Linked DNA regions of Homo sapiens: region 2 is linked to region 1. The links are chromatin loops, found by intact Hi-C in ENCODE. Cell type or tissue: heart left ventricle. All regions are shown on one strand.

The links. Hi-C counts contacts between places; a loop is a spot of excess contacts. Peaks named below come from ENCODE experiments on the same cell type or tissue, not always from the same donor. Only the 100,000 strongest peaks of a DNase experiment are listed, where the experiment ranks them.
Region 2: a loop joins it to region 1, with 7 times the contacts of the local background. A loop is called at or near these places in 5 of 110 quality-filtered maps.

The regions. Positions count from the first base shown.
Region 1 is chr3:172,486,768-172,494,767 of GRCh38, forward strand. No RefSeq gene overlaps it. Among named protein-coding and RNA genes, the nearest start is that of TNFSF10, 33 kb to the right of the region's middle. In heart left ventricle, a CTCF peak has its summit at 3,558 (motif pointing right); a DNase peak (open chromatin) is centred at 3,544.
Region 2 is chr3:172,706,832-172,714,831 of GRCh38, forward strand. It overlaps NCEH1 (neutral cholesterol ester hydrolase 1), which reads right to left and starts at 4,236. Exons shown (of 5, transcript NM_020792.6): 1 at 4,016-4,236. The coding sequence starts at 4,153. RefSeq lists enhancers at 3,688-4,887, 4,017-4,286, 4,208-4,502, 4,547-4,686. In heart left ventricle, a CTCF peak has its summit at 4,415; DNase peaks (open chromatin) are centred at 3,520 and 4,310; H3K4me3 peaks cover 3,389 bases; H3K27ac peaks cover 3,014 bases.

The DNA of each region.
Region 1 (8,000 bases):
CATTGATCACTTTTCTTAGGGTGAACCATTTCTACATTCTTGGGATAAATTCCACTGGTCATGGTGTAAAATATTTTTAATATGTTATAGGATCCAATTTGCCGGTATTTTGTTGAAGATTTTTATCATATTCATAAGAGATCTAGGTTTGTAGTTTTCTTTCCTCGTGGTATCTTTGGGTTTGGTATCAGGATAATCCTGACCTTATAGAATTTGATAGGAAGTGTTCTCTCCTGTGTTCTTTGGAGGAGTTTGAAAAAGATTGGTGTTATTCTTCCTTAAATGTTTTGTAGAATTCATAAGTTAAGCCATCTGGTTCTGAACTTTTCTTTGTTGGGAGATTTTTGATTACTGAATCTCTTTGCTTGTTACAGGCAGATTTTCTATTTTTTTTTGACTTAGTTTTGGTAAGTTATGTGTTTCCAGAAGTTTGTCTATTTCATCTTGGTTATCTGATTTGATGGCATACAATTGTTCATAGTGTTCTCTTATAATCCTTTTTATTTCTGTAAGGTTGGTAGTAATGTCTCCACATTTATTTCTGATTTTAACTATTTACATCTTCTTTCTTTTTTTCTCAGTCTCACTAAATGTTTGCCAAATTTTTAATTATTTCAAAGAATCAACTTTTGCTTTCATTTATTCTATCATTTTCCTATTTCATTTATCTTTATTTTAATCTTTATTATTTTATTCCTTCTGCTAGCTTTAGGTTTCGTTTGCTTTTCTTTTTTGAATTCCTCAAGGAATTCAGGCGGATCACCTGAGGTCAAGAGTTTGAGAACACTCTGGCCAACATGGTGAAACCCCGTCTCTACTAAAACTACAAAAATTAGCCGGGTGTGTTGGTGCACGAAGATAACTATTGATTTAAGATTATTTTTTAATGTAGGCATTCACAGCTATTTATAGCAGTAACTATTGCTTTTGTTCATCCCATAAGTTTTGGTATGCTGTGTTTTTATTATCATTCATCTCAAAGTAATGACTATTTTCCCTTGTGATTTCTGCTTTAACCCATTGATTATTTAAAAGTGAACTTTCCAACTTTCTTTCTGTTATTGATTTCTAGCTTTCTTCCATTGTGGTGAGAGAAAATATTTTGTATTGTTCTAATTTAAAAAAATGTATCACAACTTGTTTTGTAGCCTAACATTTAGTTAATCTTTAGAATGTTACATGGGCTCTTGAGGATAATATGTACTCTGCTATTGTTGGGTGGAGTGTTCCATATGTGGGTGTTAAGTTTAGTTGATTTATAGTATCGTTTAAGTCCTCTATCTCCTTAATGATGTTCTGTCTAGATGTTATAGTCATTACTGAAGGTGGTGCATTGTAGTCTCCAGTTTATTATATAAGACTATATATAAGGCAATCACTAAGTGCATGAATAGTGTTGCTAGCAGAGACTTTATGGGCAGCTAAAGAAAACTCAAAAGCATGAGCAAGAAATGTCTAATCCATTAAGGAAAAATTACTGTTATCTATCTCCTTATTTATCTGTCAATCCAAAAAATACATATCTGTTGCACATCTAGGAAGGACGGAGGGAGTGGGGTAAGAGGGGGAGACAGAGAGAGTTGGAGGAAGAGAGAGGAAGAGAATTCCATTTTGCTTTCTATTTCAAAATAGACCTTCGTGTCCATCTCTCCAGAAAACAGAGCCTACAGCTCCTCAACAAAGAAGTTAATTCTTGTTTTATCACCTCTAACAGCTGAGGTCATGATGATTTCAGGATGATTTGAAAGATTTTCAATGGCAAATTTGGATATTACTACCATTTGCTTACTCACTTTGGAACTTAACAATCTTGTGAAAAGCAATCTGACAGTAATTCATTAATATTTAAGGACTATGTTGTATAAAAAAATACATATCTTTAAACATTGTCACATTTGACTTGGTGAAATACTCAGGCTGTGAGAGACCTACAAGATCCAAGACCAACTGAGGAAACAGATTTAAGTCTTTCCTCTAAGGCTCACTCCAGTAGTTACACTTACCAATTAGATTAAATTTTCGTTTCTGTGTGATTTTTTTCTTTTTTTCTTCTCCTTGGCTTTCTCTTTCTCCCTCCCTTCTGTCCTTTCTTCCTTCCTTCCTTTGAATTAGTAACTCCACACCACGTGTAGGCGTAACAGTATCATATTTTGGTCACCAGTTCAAATCATATACTGCAGCCTGTAGTCCTGTAATCCATCTTCAAAGAGTTCCCTCCAAGTTTGCTCCATAGTTGGGTCTTCCATAAACATTCCGCCTTTTTATAAGCCAACTACTTTGGGATAACAAGAGATATGGTAAAACCAGTGAATCTCATGATGTTGCCTTGCTTCTTATCTTTGAATTGAGCCTTCGTCAGAGGTAATGCTGAGTAGAAGGACATAATAGTGAACAGAATTCATTGCTGGAAATAGAAGACAGAAGACAAGTGGAACATGATACATCTAATTACTTATTCTCAAATGTCTTGCTTCCTATCCATCCAATAGTAATTTATAGTTTTATTATCAAAACGTATTCTGTGAAAATATAACTGTTGGCAAGGATGTGGAGAACAGGGAACACTTGTATAATATTGATGGGAATGTAAATTACTATAGTCATTATGGAAAACAGTATGGAGGTTCCTCAAGAAACTAAAAATAGAACTACCATATGATCCACTGATCCCACTTTTGGGTATTTACCTAGAAGATTTGGAAGGAGCATGTCAAAGAGATGTCTGCACTTGCATGTTTGCTGCAGCACTGTTCACAATAGCCAAGATAAGGAATCTAACTAAGTGTCCATTAACAGGTGAATGGATAAAGAAAATGTGTACATATGCACAAAATGGTACTATTCAGCCTTTGAAAAGAAAGAAATTGTCATTTGCAACAACATAGATGGAATTAGAGAACATTTTGCTAACTGAAATAAGCCAGGCACAGAAAGACAAATGCTGCATGTTCTCATTTATATGTGGAATCTAAGATGATCGAACTCATAGAAGCAGAGAATAGAATGGTGGTTACCAGAGACTGGAGGATGGAGGAATGGGGAGATGATGGTCAAAGGGCACAAAGCCTCAGTGAGACAAGAGGAATAAATTTTTTTAGATTTATTGCACAAAACATAGTGGATATAGTTAATAATAGCGTATTGTACATTTCAAAACTGCTGAGAGTACATTTCAAATGTTCTCACCACAAAAATCACAAGTATGTGAGGTGATGGATGTTAATTAGCTTGATTTAATTATTCAACGTTGCATTCATATATCATAACATCGCTTTGTGTCCCATAAATATGCACAACTATAATTTGTCAATTTACAATAATTTTTTTTAAGTTTAAAAAAATGTCTTCTGTGGACCAGCAGCCGCAGTGTTATCTGAGAGCTTGTGTAATATGTAAGTTCTCAGACCACAACCCAGGCCTACTGAATCAAAAACTCTGGGAGTGGGTTTTAAAAATCTGTGTTTTAACAAGTTCTCCAGGCGATTCTGATGTTCACTAAAGTTTGAGAAGCAATAATTTAGTTTTAGTGCTTAAAGGAAGAGTGCGTCCACCAGGGGGCACAGCAATGGTTCCACTGGGTTGAAAGATAAGATTACCGCATTGTCATGTTCCTCATGCTTTGTGGATAGGATTTTCTTTCTTTCTCTCTCTCTCTTTCTTTCTTTCTTTCTTTCTCTCTCTCTCTCTTTCTTTCTTTAATTTTACTTTAAGTTCTGGGATACATGTGCAGAACCTGCAGGTTTGTTACATAGGTATACATGTGCCATAGTGGTTTGCTGCACTCATCAACCCATCATCTAGGTTTTAAGCCCCACATGCATTCGGTATTTGTCCTAATGCTCTCCATCCCCTTGCCCCCCACTCCCTGACAGGCCCCAGTGTGAGATGTTCCCCTCCCTGTGTCCATGTGTTCTCACTGTTCAACTCCCACTTATGAGTGAGAACATGTGGTGTTTGGTTTTCTGTTGCTGTGTTAATTTGCTGAGAATGATGGCTTCTAGTTTCATCCATGTTCCTGTAAAGGATGTGAACTCATTCCTTTTCTTTTTTTTAATATATATATTTTTATTATACTTTCAGTTCTAGAGTACATGTGCACAATGTGCAGGTTTGTTACATATGTACACATGTGCCATGTTCGTGTGCTGCACCCATTAACTCGTCATTTAACACTAGGTATATCTCCTAATGCTACCCCTCCCCACTCCCCCACCCCACAACAGACTCCAGTGTGTGATGTTCCCCTTCCTGTGTCCAAGTGTTCTCATTGTTCAGTTCCTACCTATGAGTGACAACATGCGGTGTTTGGTTTTTTGTCCTTGCGATAGTTTGCTGAGAATGATGGTTTCCAGCTTCATCCATGTCCCTACAAAGGACATGAACTCATCATTTTTTATGGCTGCATAGTATTCCATGGTGTATATGTGCCACATTTTCTTTTTCTTTATTTTTTATAGCAGGATATGACTTTTTTTTTATTATACTTTAAGTTTTAGGGTACATGTGCACAACGTGCAGGTTTGTTACATATGTATACATGTGCCATGTTGGTGTGCCTGCACCCATTAACTCGTCATTTACATTAGGTATTTCTCCTAATGCTATCCCTCCCCCCTCCTACCACCCCACGACAGGCCCCAGTGTGTGATGTTCCCCACCCTGTGTCCAAGTGTGCTCATTGTTCAATTCCCACCTATGAGTGAGAACATGCAGTGTTTGGTTTTCTGTCCTTGCGACAGTTTGCTCAGAATGATGGTTTCCAGCTTCATCCATGTCTCTACAAAGGACATGAACTCATCATTTTTTATGGCTGCATAGTATTCCATGGTGTATATGTGCCATATTTTCTTAATCCAGTCTATCATTGTTGGACATTTGGGTTGGTTGCAAGTCTTTACTATTGTGAATAGTGCCGCAATAAACATACGTGTGCATGTGTCTTTATAGCAGCATGATTTATATTCCTTTGGGTATATACCCAGTAATGGCATGGCTGGGTCAAATGGTATTTCTAGTTCTAGATCCCTGAGGAATCACCACACTGACTTCCACAATGGTTGAACTAGTTTACAGTCCCACCAACAGTGTAAAAGTGTTCCTATTTCTCCACATCTTCTCCAGCACCTGTTGTTTCCTGACTTTGTAATGATTGCCATTCTAACTGGTGTGAGATGGTATCTCATTGTGGTTTTGATTTGCATTTCTCTGATGGCCAGTGATGATGAGCATTTTTTCATGTGTCTTTTGGCTGCATAAATGTCTTCTTTTGAGAAGTGTCTATTCATATCCTTCACCCACTTTTTGATGGGGTTGTTTGTTTTTTTCTTGTAAATTTGTTTGAGTTCTTTGTAGATTCTGGATATTAGCCCTTTGTCAGATGAGTAGATTGCAAAAATTTTCTTCCATTCTGTAGGTTGCCTCTGATGGTTCTGTAGGTTCACTCTGATGGTAGTTTCTTTTGCTGTGCAGAAGCTCTTTAGTTTAATTAGATCCCATTTGTCAATTTTGGCTTTTGTTGCCATTGCTTTTGGTGTTTTAGACATGAAGTCCTTGCCCATGCCTATGTCCTGAATGGTATTGCCTAGGTTTTCTTCTAGGGTTTTTATGGTTTTAGGTCTCACATTTAAGTCTTCAATCCATCTTGAATTAATTTTTGTATAAGGTGTAAGGAAGGAGTCCAGTTTCAGCTTTCTACATATGGCTAGCCAGTTTTCCCAGCACCATTTATTAAATAGGGAATCCTTTTCCTCATTTCTTGTTTTTGTCAGGTTTGTCAAAGATCAGGTAGTTGTAGAAGTGTGGCGTTATTTCTGAGGGCTCTGTTCTGTTCCATTGGTCTATATCTCCCTTTTGGTACCAGTACCATGCTGTTTTGGTTACTGTAGCCTTGTAGTATAGTTTGAAGTCAGGTAGTGTGATGCCTCCAGCTTTGCTCTTTTGGCTTAGGATTGACTTGGCAATGTGGGCTCTTTTTTGGTTCCGTATGAACTTTAACTAGTTTTTTCCAATTCTGTGAAGAAAGTCATTGGTAGCTTGATGGGGATGGCATTGAATCTATAAATTACTTTTGGCAGTATGGCCATTTTCATCATATTCATTCTTCCTATCCATGAGCATGGAATGTTCTTCCATTTGTTTGTATCCTCTTTTATTTCGTTGAGCAGTGGTTTGTAGTTCTTCTTGAAGAGGTCCTTCACATCCCTTGTAAGTTGGATTCCTAGGTACTTTATTCTCTTCGAAGCAATTGTGAATGGGAGTTCACCCATGTTTTGGCTCGCTTTTTGTCTGTTATTGATGTATAAGAATGCTTGTGATTTTTGCACATTGATTTTGTATCCTGAGACTTTGCTGAAGTTGCTTATCAGCTTAAGGAGATTTTGGGCTCAGATGGTGGGATTTTCTAGATATACAGTCATGTCATCTGCAAACAGGGACAATTTGACTTCCTCTTTTCCTAATTGAATACCCTTTATTTCCTTCTCCTGCCTGATGGCCCTGGCCAGAACTTCCAACACTATGCTGAATAGGAGTGGTGAGAGAGGGCATCCCTGTCTTTTGCCAGTTTTCAAAGAGAATGCTTCCAGTTTTTGCCCATTCAGTATGATATTGGCTGTGGGTTTGTCATAAACAGCTCTTATCATTTTGAGATACGTCCCATCAATACCTAATTTATTGAGAGTTTTTAGCATGAAATGTTGTTGAATTTTGTCAAAGGCCTTTTCTGCATCTATTGAGATAATCATGTGGTTTTTGTCGTTGGTTCTGTTTATATGCTGGATTACATTTACTGATTTGGGTATGTTGAATCAGCCTTGCATCCCAGGGATGAAGCCCACTTGATCATGGTGGATGAGCTTTTTGATGTGTTGCTGGATTCAGTTTGTCAGTATTTTATTGAGGATTTTTGCATCAATGTTCATTAGAGATATTGGCCTAAAATTCTCTTTTTTTGTTGTGTCTCTGCGAGGTTTGGTATCAGGATGATGCTGGCCTCACAAAATGAGTTAGGGAAGATTCCCTCTTTTTCTATTGATTGGAATAGTGTCAGAAGGAATGGTACCAGCCCCGCCTTGTACCTCTGGTAGAATTTGGCTGTGAATCCGTCTGGTCCTGGACTTTTTTTGGTTGGTAAGCTATTAATTATTGCCTCAATTTCAGAGCCTGTTATTGGTCTATTCAGAGATTAAACTTCTTCCTGGTTTAGTCTTGGGAGGGTGTATGTATCCAGGAATTTATCCATTTCTTCTAGATTTTCTAGTTTATTTGCGTAGAGGTGTTCATAGTATTCTTTGATGGTAGTTTGTATTTCTGTGGGATTGGTGGTGATATCCCCTTTATCATTTTTTATTGCATCTATTTGATTCTTCTCTCTTTTCTTCTTTATTAGTCTTGCTAGCGGTCTATCAATTTTGTTGATCTTTTCGAAAAACCAGCTCCTGGATTCAATGATTTCTTGAAGGGTTTTTTGTGTCTCTATCTCCTTCAGTTCTGCTACGAGGCTCTCTGTTTGTCTGTTATTGGTGTATAAGAATGCTTGTGATTTTTGTACATTGATTTTGTATCCTGAGGCTTTGCTGAAGTTACTTATCAGCTTAAGGAGTTTTGGGGCTGAAAGGTTGGGGTTTTCTAAATATACAATCATGCCATCTGCAAACAGAGACAATTTGACTTCCTCTCTTCCTATTTGAATACCCTTTATTTATTTTTCTTGCCTGATTTCCCTGGCCAGAACTTCCAATACTATGTTGAATAGGAGTGGTGAGAGAGGGCATCCTTGTCTTGTGCTGGTTTTCAAAGGAATGCTTCCAGATTTTGCTCATTCAGTATGACATTGGCTATGGGTTTTTCACGAATAGATCTTATTATTTTGAGATGTGTTTCATCAATACCTGGTTTATTGAGAGTTTTTAACATGAAGGGATGTTGAATTGTATCAAAGGCCTTTTCTGCATCTATTGAGATAATCATGTGGTTTTTGTCATTGGTTCTGTTTATGTGAT
Region 2 (8,000 bases), 220 kb after region 1:
GAAAAAAAGATTGCTCGATTTTACTTCACGTTTATTATAAGTGGCAGTGCTTTTAGACAAGTTCAACAAGTTTTTGTTTTTTTTCTTTGTCTTACGGTGCTGATGAACAAGTTTTTTAATCCTGTAAAATGTTTCCATCTTTATAGCTAGAGGTTTGCCTATATCCATCATTACTTACCATAAATTCCATCTAGAGGGATTACGGGGTCAAAAAATAAACACACTTATAAGGCTTTGATGGATATTGCCAAACTGTTCTCCAAAAACGTGGTTCTAACATACATTTTCTCCAGCAGTGTACACTTAGTATTTTAACCTGCACTGAGATTACCATTTAAAAAAAAAAATCTTTGTCTGCATAGCATTTGGAAATCAGCCTTCAGGACTTCCCCAAACTCTCTTCTTTTGTTCCTCTAGTCTCCTGCTGCCTGATCATCTAAATTACACCTCTGCCCTTCTCAGACCTACTTTTGTTTGTGCTTTTCCACTGCTCAAGTCTTATGGTGGCTTTGCTATAACACAGAAATTTGCCTAGCTAGTATTTTATCCCCTTAGGGCCAAAGTGTCAACTAATCTGATAAACTAATCCATGCTAATGTAAAAGGGCTCATTTCCAGCAACACGTATGCAATATAACACGCAGTTTAAGGAAAATATATTGTCTACAACAGCAATGCCTTTTATCTTATAGAGCAGTGGTTCTCAAGTTTTGCTGCAATGAAGATCATCTGGGGAACTTTTCGTTTTTTATTTTTATTATTATTATTTTTTTGAGACGGAGTCTCACACTGTTGCCCAGGCTGGAGTGCAGTGGCCTGATCTCGGCCCACTGCAAGCTCCACCTCCCGGGTTCACGCCATTCTCCTGCCTCAGCCTCCCGAGTAGCCGGGACTACAGGAGCCTGCCACCACGCCCAGCTAATTTTTTTGTATTTTTAGTAGAGACGAGGTTTCACCGTATTAGCCAGGATGGTCTTGATCTCCTGACCTCGTGATCCGCCCGCCTCGGCCTCCCAAAGTGCTGGGATTACAGGCGTGAGCCACCGCGCCCGGCTGGAACTTTTCTTAAACACTGCTAAGAACGTTCATCTCCCAGAGATTCTAAGTAAGTTTGGTATGTGGTGTAACCTGGGCATCAAGTGTTTTGTTTTGGTTTGGTTTGTTTTAAACAGTTCTTAGGTGATTCTGACATAGCATCTGTGTTTGAGAGGAGTCAGAGAGATCCTAAGTAGCTGCTTCTTAAGGAATATGGGGAACCCCAAGGAAAAAAAGCACAATGAACATAATCTCAATAGTCTGACTCACTGCACAAGATAAAGGACATAAAAAATGCTAAAGCATAAAGTATTTGCCAATGACAACAGAATAAACTAACATTCACATTTCTTAATGGTAGGCAGCTGATGCTGTCTTAGGAAATAGGCTGAGCTTAATCTCTCAAACAGCTTAAATTGCTTTTGTAGTTGAGCCAATCAACTCAAACTAAAATTATCTGAGTAACGAGGTTGACACCATGCAATTTATTTATTTATATATTTTTTTGAGACAGAGTTTCACTCTTGTTGCCCAGGCTGGAGTGCAGTGGCACAATCTCGACTCAACGCAACCTCCGCCTCCCAGGTTCAAGCGATTCTCCTGCCTCAGCCTCCCAAGTAGCTGGGACTACAGGCACCTGCCACCAGCCCTGGCTAATTTTTTGTATTTTTAGTAGAAAGAGGTTTCACTATGTTGGCCAGGCTGCTGGTCTCGAACTCCTGACCTCGTGATCCACCCGCCTCGGCCTCCCAAAGTGCTGGGATTACAGCGTGAGCCACCGCCCCAGGCCATGACACCAGGTAATTTAGTAGTAGCACTCCAGGTTTCAATCACATAAATTACTTCCAGTTTACATTTATTTTATTGCTTCAAAAAAGGTAAGCATTCTTATAGATGTTCCCACAATCCACAATGGACCCTTGGGGACAACTAGAAGACTCACTACAAGTACCAGGCACTTAAATACATTACTAAACCTTATAGCAAACCTACAAGGTAGTTTTTTGCCCTATTTTACAGGGAAAACTCAGGAAGATTTGAGGTGACACTGGAAAATTGCTTTATTGGGTAGAATATGTTTCCATCTGATCATAATGATCTTTCTGATATTTCACAATTTAGAGGAGAAGTGATAAGAGCCATTTTTCTGCAAATCCACTCCTGAGCCACAGTGTCAGGTGAGAACACTGGTTACCTCATCTATTGCTGACTTCAGGTTACACCCACTATCATTCCCAAGCACCACCTGAGGGTATACTCTGTGGAGGACCTTACACAGCCTTGTCCTTAATGGGCTGGCAAGCCTAGCTGGGAAAGAAAAGCTTTTCTCCAAACCTAGCTTGTCCGAGATTAACTTATGATGGAGAAGACTTCTTTGGTGACCTGAAAACTAAGAATAATCTCTGCAGCCAACACAGCAGTTTGATCTTTTTCCTGTTTTCCTCTGTTTAAGTTATTGTAGTAGACCATTAACCCACCCAGGTAAACATCACTGTTCCTCAATCTTTGAAGGGTATTACTTTCAAATTACATAATTTCATGGGGGAGGAGAGGGAATGCAAGGCTTCCTACAACAAGACTGACTTTCTTGACACCAGTGCTAAAGAAGGGGATGATCATTTTCACCATGTCAACATTATAGGAAGCAAGAGGAAAAGAAGGGGGGCAGGGGTCTATAGCTTCATAGACCTTTCCTAAGAGACAAAAGGGGCTTTGGAGGTGAGAATGTGGCTGAATTCAGGAAAAGCAAATCCACGCTAGGAATGTGCTGCAATATCCTAGTAAGGGGACTTTTCATAGGATAAAGCCCCACAGATTATGTAATCCTACACATAATGAGTGGACAGGGAACAGGAACATAAACCCTCTGGGAAAATCATGACTTTTTTAAAATCAGCTTTCTCAGGTTGAAATGATTTTTTTTCTCTTTCTCTAGTTGTCATTTCTGAAAGAAAGAGTTTATAAAAATATTCTGAGATTAAAGCCCAAGGTTGTGGGGAGGGAGGAGGCTTGGTTTTGGAGAAGGTTAGAGTTTAGATAGAGCAGGCTGCTCAGAAATACTGTCCAATCAGAGGGCTCAGCCTTGGCTGCAGACTGTAGTTTAGATTTTAGATTCTCTGACACTAAAAATAATGCCTCTTACCATGGAATAAACCAGAGACAGTTATATTTTCCTGTGTATGGAAGGAATGAACACACGCCCATGATACAGTGGAGAGAAATGTTACCCTCCCAGGTTAAGGCAGGTAACCTCGCTCAGGAAAAGGTTATCTGACAGCCAAGGACATAAAATAAATGCTGCAGGGCAAGCAGAAAACATGCATCATGCAAACCAGGGCTGCCGCCTCCTCACCTCCTTTCAGCCAGCCCAGCCTCCCAGTCCTCTTTCTTGGGCTGAGCTGAGATCTGCCTCGGGTGAAACGAGAGATCCCTATGGTTCCTCAAGTGCTTGGATGGAGAGCCCTGCCTGCTGTCTCCGGGAACGGAGCGCTCCACAGCCTGGGGACATTGCGAGACTGCCCTTGCCTGCTTCTGCTTCTAAGGTGGCTGCATTCCCAGGAACCAGAGCCTGCTTTTCCCGAGCTCTCCTAAAAATATTTATCCTCTGCCGGTCCCTATGGGAGAACGACAGTGTGAAGAAGGGTGGTTTATAAACTGCTTAAGGATTTGCCTTTTGACGTTGCAAACCAAGGAAGAGGAAGATATTTAGGACAGACGAAGGTTTAAACAGTTGTCAAATTCTATTCAAGCACTTCTTCCCCGTCACAAACGCAGACGGGGAAATGCAGATCTAGCCCGCTGCTAGCAAGGAGGCGAATGCGATACCCTGAAAATTCCCGACTGGACCACCTCAAAAAGCGACAGCCTCAATGCATTAGGAAAAACCTGCGTTTTCGTGGAACCCGGCGGAGGAATTTTGTATCCCCTTCAAATATTGCGTAAGAGGAGGAAGAGAGAAGCAGCGCTGGGCTGCACCTCACCACTTGCTGTGCACCCCGGAAAGTGGCGTCCAGCAGCATCAGCTTCCAGGGGTCGGACACGGAGCCAGGCAGCGGGATGTAGACGTAATAGGCGGCCAGCGCCACCAGGGCGGTGAGCAGGACACAGGACGACCTCATCTTGCCCTGGCTCGGCTCGCCAGCGGGCTGGCAAAGAGGAAAGGGCGATACCACCCGGAGACCTCCGGCAACTTTCTGCCCGCGGCAGCTGCTCATTCACGCGTTTCTTATAAGCCCAGGAGCCAATCAGAGGCTGCGTCGGGAGGAAGTTGGAGCGCGGACATGCCCCCTCTACGGTGTCCTTGCAAAGTGTGGCAGTCACTACAGGTTTGAGGAAGGCTCTGTCGCTGCTCTGGCCGTAGGCACAGCGGACTCTGGAGGACACTGGTTTGTACTGCATGCGTGTGAGGATGGCTTTCCTCCTGGAAGGTCTCAAACGGAAAATAGTTTCAGTGTGACGAGTCTCTGGACAAAGCAAGTGGGTCATTCTGACTCAGAGTACTGAGAAAGGATATAAAAATTCTGTTTTCTGGAGCCAGACTTGGAGTGGTTTGTAAGTTCTAGCTGATATATGGCAAAAGAAGATATTAAATTCTTCTGGCTCAAGCAATGAAAGGCCAGTAGTACATCTAGCACCCAAGTCTTGGTTTCTAAATCCTATGCTCCAATAAGAGGAACCACGGCTTTTTGACACAACCTCTGGAGAAAAGGCTGATACCAGGGCTGGGGCTGTAAAGTACAAGATGAACCTGTTGTGCCAGAGATGCGGAAGTGCTCAAAAAATGATAGGAACTGGTCAAAGGTCCACAGCTGCCAGCTTGAAGGGTCTCCCAGTGGCTGAAGCTGGGATAATTTTACCATCAATATAAATCATCATAATGGATAACCCATTGATTAAAATAAAACTCAACAATCTATATTAATATAAATAAATGAGGAAAGAAGAAAGGCTTTTCTTAAAATAGAATGCCAGCTAGTATCCATAGAAAATCATAAATGAATGCTAAAACTAGAGGGTAAAAATTTGACACAGAATTTTGGTCCTTCATCAGAAGATCTCTCCACAAATTACTACAAAGGGAAAAAATAATAACTTTTTATTGGAGAAACGTGTGGATATCACCTGAAAAATTCTTTCAGTGAGTCAATGGTAGCAGAAATACACTTAAACCCAGATTTCTTGTTAATGATTGGGGGTGAGGAGGGGTGGGTGAGTACTGAATGGGAGAGAGAAAACTTCACTAGCAAAATTTCAACCAGAAATCCAGAAGGAAAACAGTTAGAAGACCTGTTTCAAGAAAGTGGTAGGATGACAACTCCAAACTTATTGATGAAGGTCTTAAAACACCTAGTATATATAATTATGCATCTTAAGATGGTAATTTTAATTTAATCAAATTAATAGAAGTGAAATAACCATAAATTTGGTTCTGATAATGAGATTTTTAGGAAACAGTTGGCTTCTTCTTCAACATTGAAGGAAAACTGATAAGAAGGGCACACTTTCATGGTATTTCAAGCAAGTTCTCTCTCTCTTTTTTTTTTGTTTTGTTTGTTTTTGGTGTTTGTTTTTTGTTTTTTTTGAGACGGAGTCTTGCTCTTTTCGCCCAGGCTAGAGTGCAATGGCACGATCTCAGCTCACTGCAACCTCCACCTCCTGGGTTCAAGCAATTCTCTTGCCTCAGCCTCCTCAGTAGGTGGGATTACAGGTGCCCACCACCACACCTGGCTGATTTTTGTATTTTTAGTAGAGATGGGGTTTCACCATGCTGGCCAGGCTGGTCTCAAACTCCTGACCTTGTGATCTGCCCACCTCAGTCTCCCAAAGTGCTGGGATTACAGGCATGATCCACGGCACCTGGCCTCTCTCTCTCTCTCTCTCTCTCTCTCTCTCTCTCTCTCTCTCTCTCTCTGTCTTTTAAGTTACTGGTTAAACTCATAACTCTAAACAGATAGGAATGTTTATGTTTATGTTTGTGTGTGAGTATATGTGTAGAAAATTAGAAGCTATTCTTTTTTTTTTTGAGATAGAGCATCGCTCTTGTCACCCAGGCTGGAGTGCAATGGTGCAATCTTGGCTCACTGCAACCTCTGCCTCCCGGGTTCAAGCCATTCTGCCTCAGCCTCCCGAGTAGCTGGGATTTCAGATGCCTGCCACTAAGCCCAGCTAATTTTGTATTTTTAGTAGAGACAGGGTTTCACCGTGTTGGCCAGGCTGGTCTTGAACTCCTGACTTCAGGTGATCCACCTGCCTCAGCCTCCAAAAGTGCTGGGATTACAGGTGTGAACTACCACGCCCAGCCAGAAGCTAATCTTTATGGGTGATTAGGAATAATCCTGGAGATATAAACCAAGCTGACTACTGGATTTAGTTACATTACTTGCTTTCAGGAAATCTGCAAAATAAATCCAAGTTTTACCTTGTCGACAATACTTTTCTCTTAGATTTTGACTATATGTTCATAAAAACATAGATCTTAGAGCTAATGACAAAACCAAACCGAACCAAAAACAAACAAGCAAACAAATCCAAAAATCCCCACACCTAACTCAGCCTTCCCTCTTCCACCAGCAGTTAACACACTCGGTGTTATAGATGAGCCTCTTGAGGATTAGCGCAGCCAAATGGCTTACTCATATTCCTCTAGTTTGTAAGTGATAGTAGCAATATTTATTTCTGCCTCTCAGTGAAGTGTGGCTTCCCTTAAGCAGTACACTAAGAGATAGAAACTAAGAAAGAACAAAGAAACTGTAGTAATTCTCAGATCAGAAATCTGAGAGCCTCTGTAGATCTGAGAGTTTTTTAAAATGAGACTAATTTGAGATAAGTATAAACACCTTCATCACTTGTTTTCAATACTTCATTCATTCAACAAACATACCTGGCCTACACTGGGAAATAAAGAAGTTGTGGCAGGCAGGCTGTAAGGTTTCGACTCTTTGATTTTATATGCTTGGAGGGTGGTGGGGAGGGGTTCAGGGGAGGATGTAAGCATGATACAGAAGGAAGAGCCAAACAATAAACAAACAAAAATTAATAAGCAACATGCATTAATTTGCCTTGCTATGAGGTAATTCTGTGGTAAGCACTTTGAATATATTAACTAATTTAGCTTCATAACGATTCTACGAAATAGGTACCATTGTTACTCTAAAAACAGGCACTGAAAGATGAAGTGCTTTGCCCAAGCCATCCAGCTGGTATGTGAGCCCAGAGTCTGAGCCTAGTGCTCATGTGCTTTACCACTCAGCTCTACTGCTAAGTGGTTAAAAATGAAAATGGCCGGGCGTGGTGGCTCACGCCTGTAATCCCAGCACTTTGGGAGGCCAAGGTGGGTGGATCACCTGAGGTTGGGAGTTGGAGACCAGCCTGGCCAACATGGGGAAACCCCGTCTCTATGAAAAATACAAAAATTAGCTGGGTGTGGTGGCACGTGCCTGTAATCCCAGCTACTCGGGAGGCTGAGGCAGGAGAATTGCTTGAACCCGGGAGGTGGAGGTTGCAGTGAGCCGAGATTCCACCATTGCACTCTAGCCTGGGCAACAAGAGTAAAACTCCGTCTCAGAAAAAAAAAAAGAGAGAGAGAGAAAACAGAACAGGGTGTCTGGGAGCTGCTTTAAATTGGGTGGGAAAGGGGACCTCTTTAAGGAGATGCCATTTGAGCTGACATCTGCATGACAGGAGAAGACTGCCATGCAGGGTTGTGGAGGTGGAGGGAACAGGTGCAGAGGCTCTAAGATGCTAACCCGGTCAATGAACACTAACAGCTAGTGAGGCAGAAGTACTGTGGGAAAGGTGGTGGAACAGGCTCAGCCACAGAGGTAGTGTGGGTGCAGAAGAGCAGATCATTTAGGACCATGTAGGCCATGTTAAGGAGTTTGAATATTCTGGTACAATGGGAAGCAATTGGAGGTTTTGTAACAGGAAAGTGACATGATCTGATCTATTCATATATTTAAAAAGGAG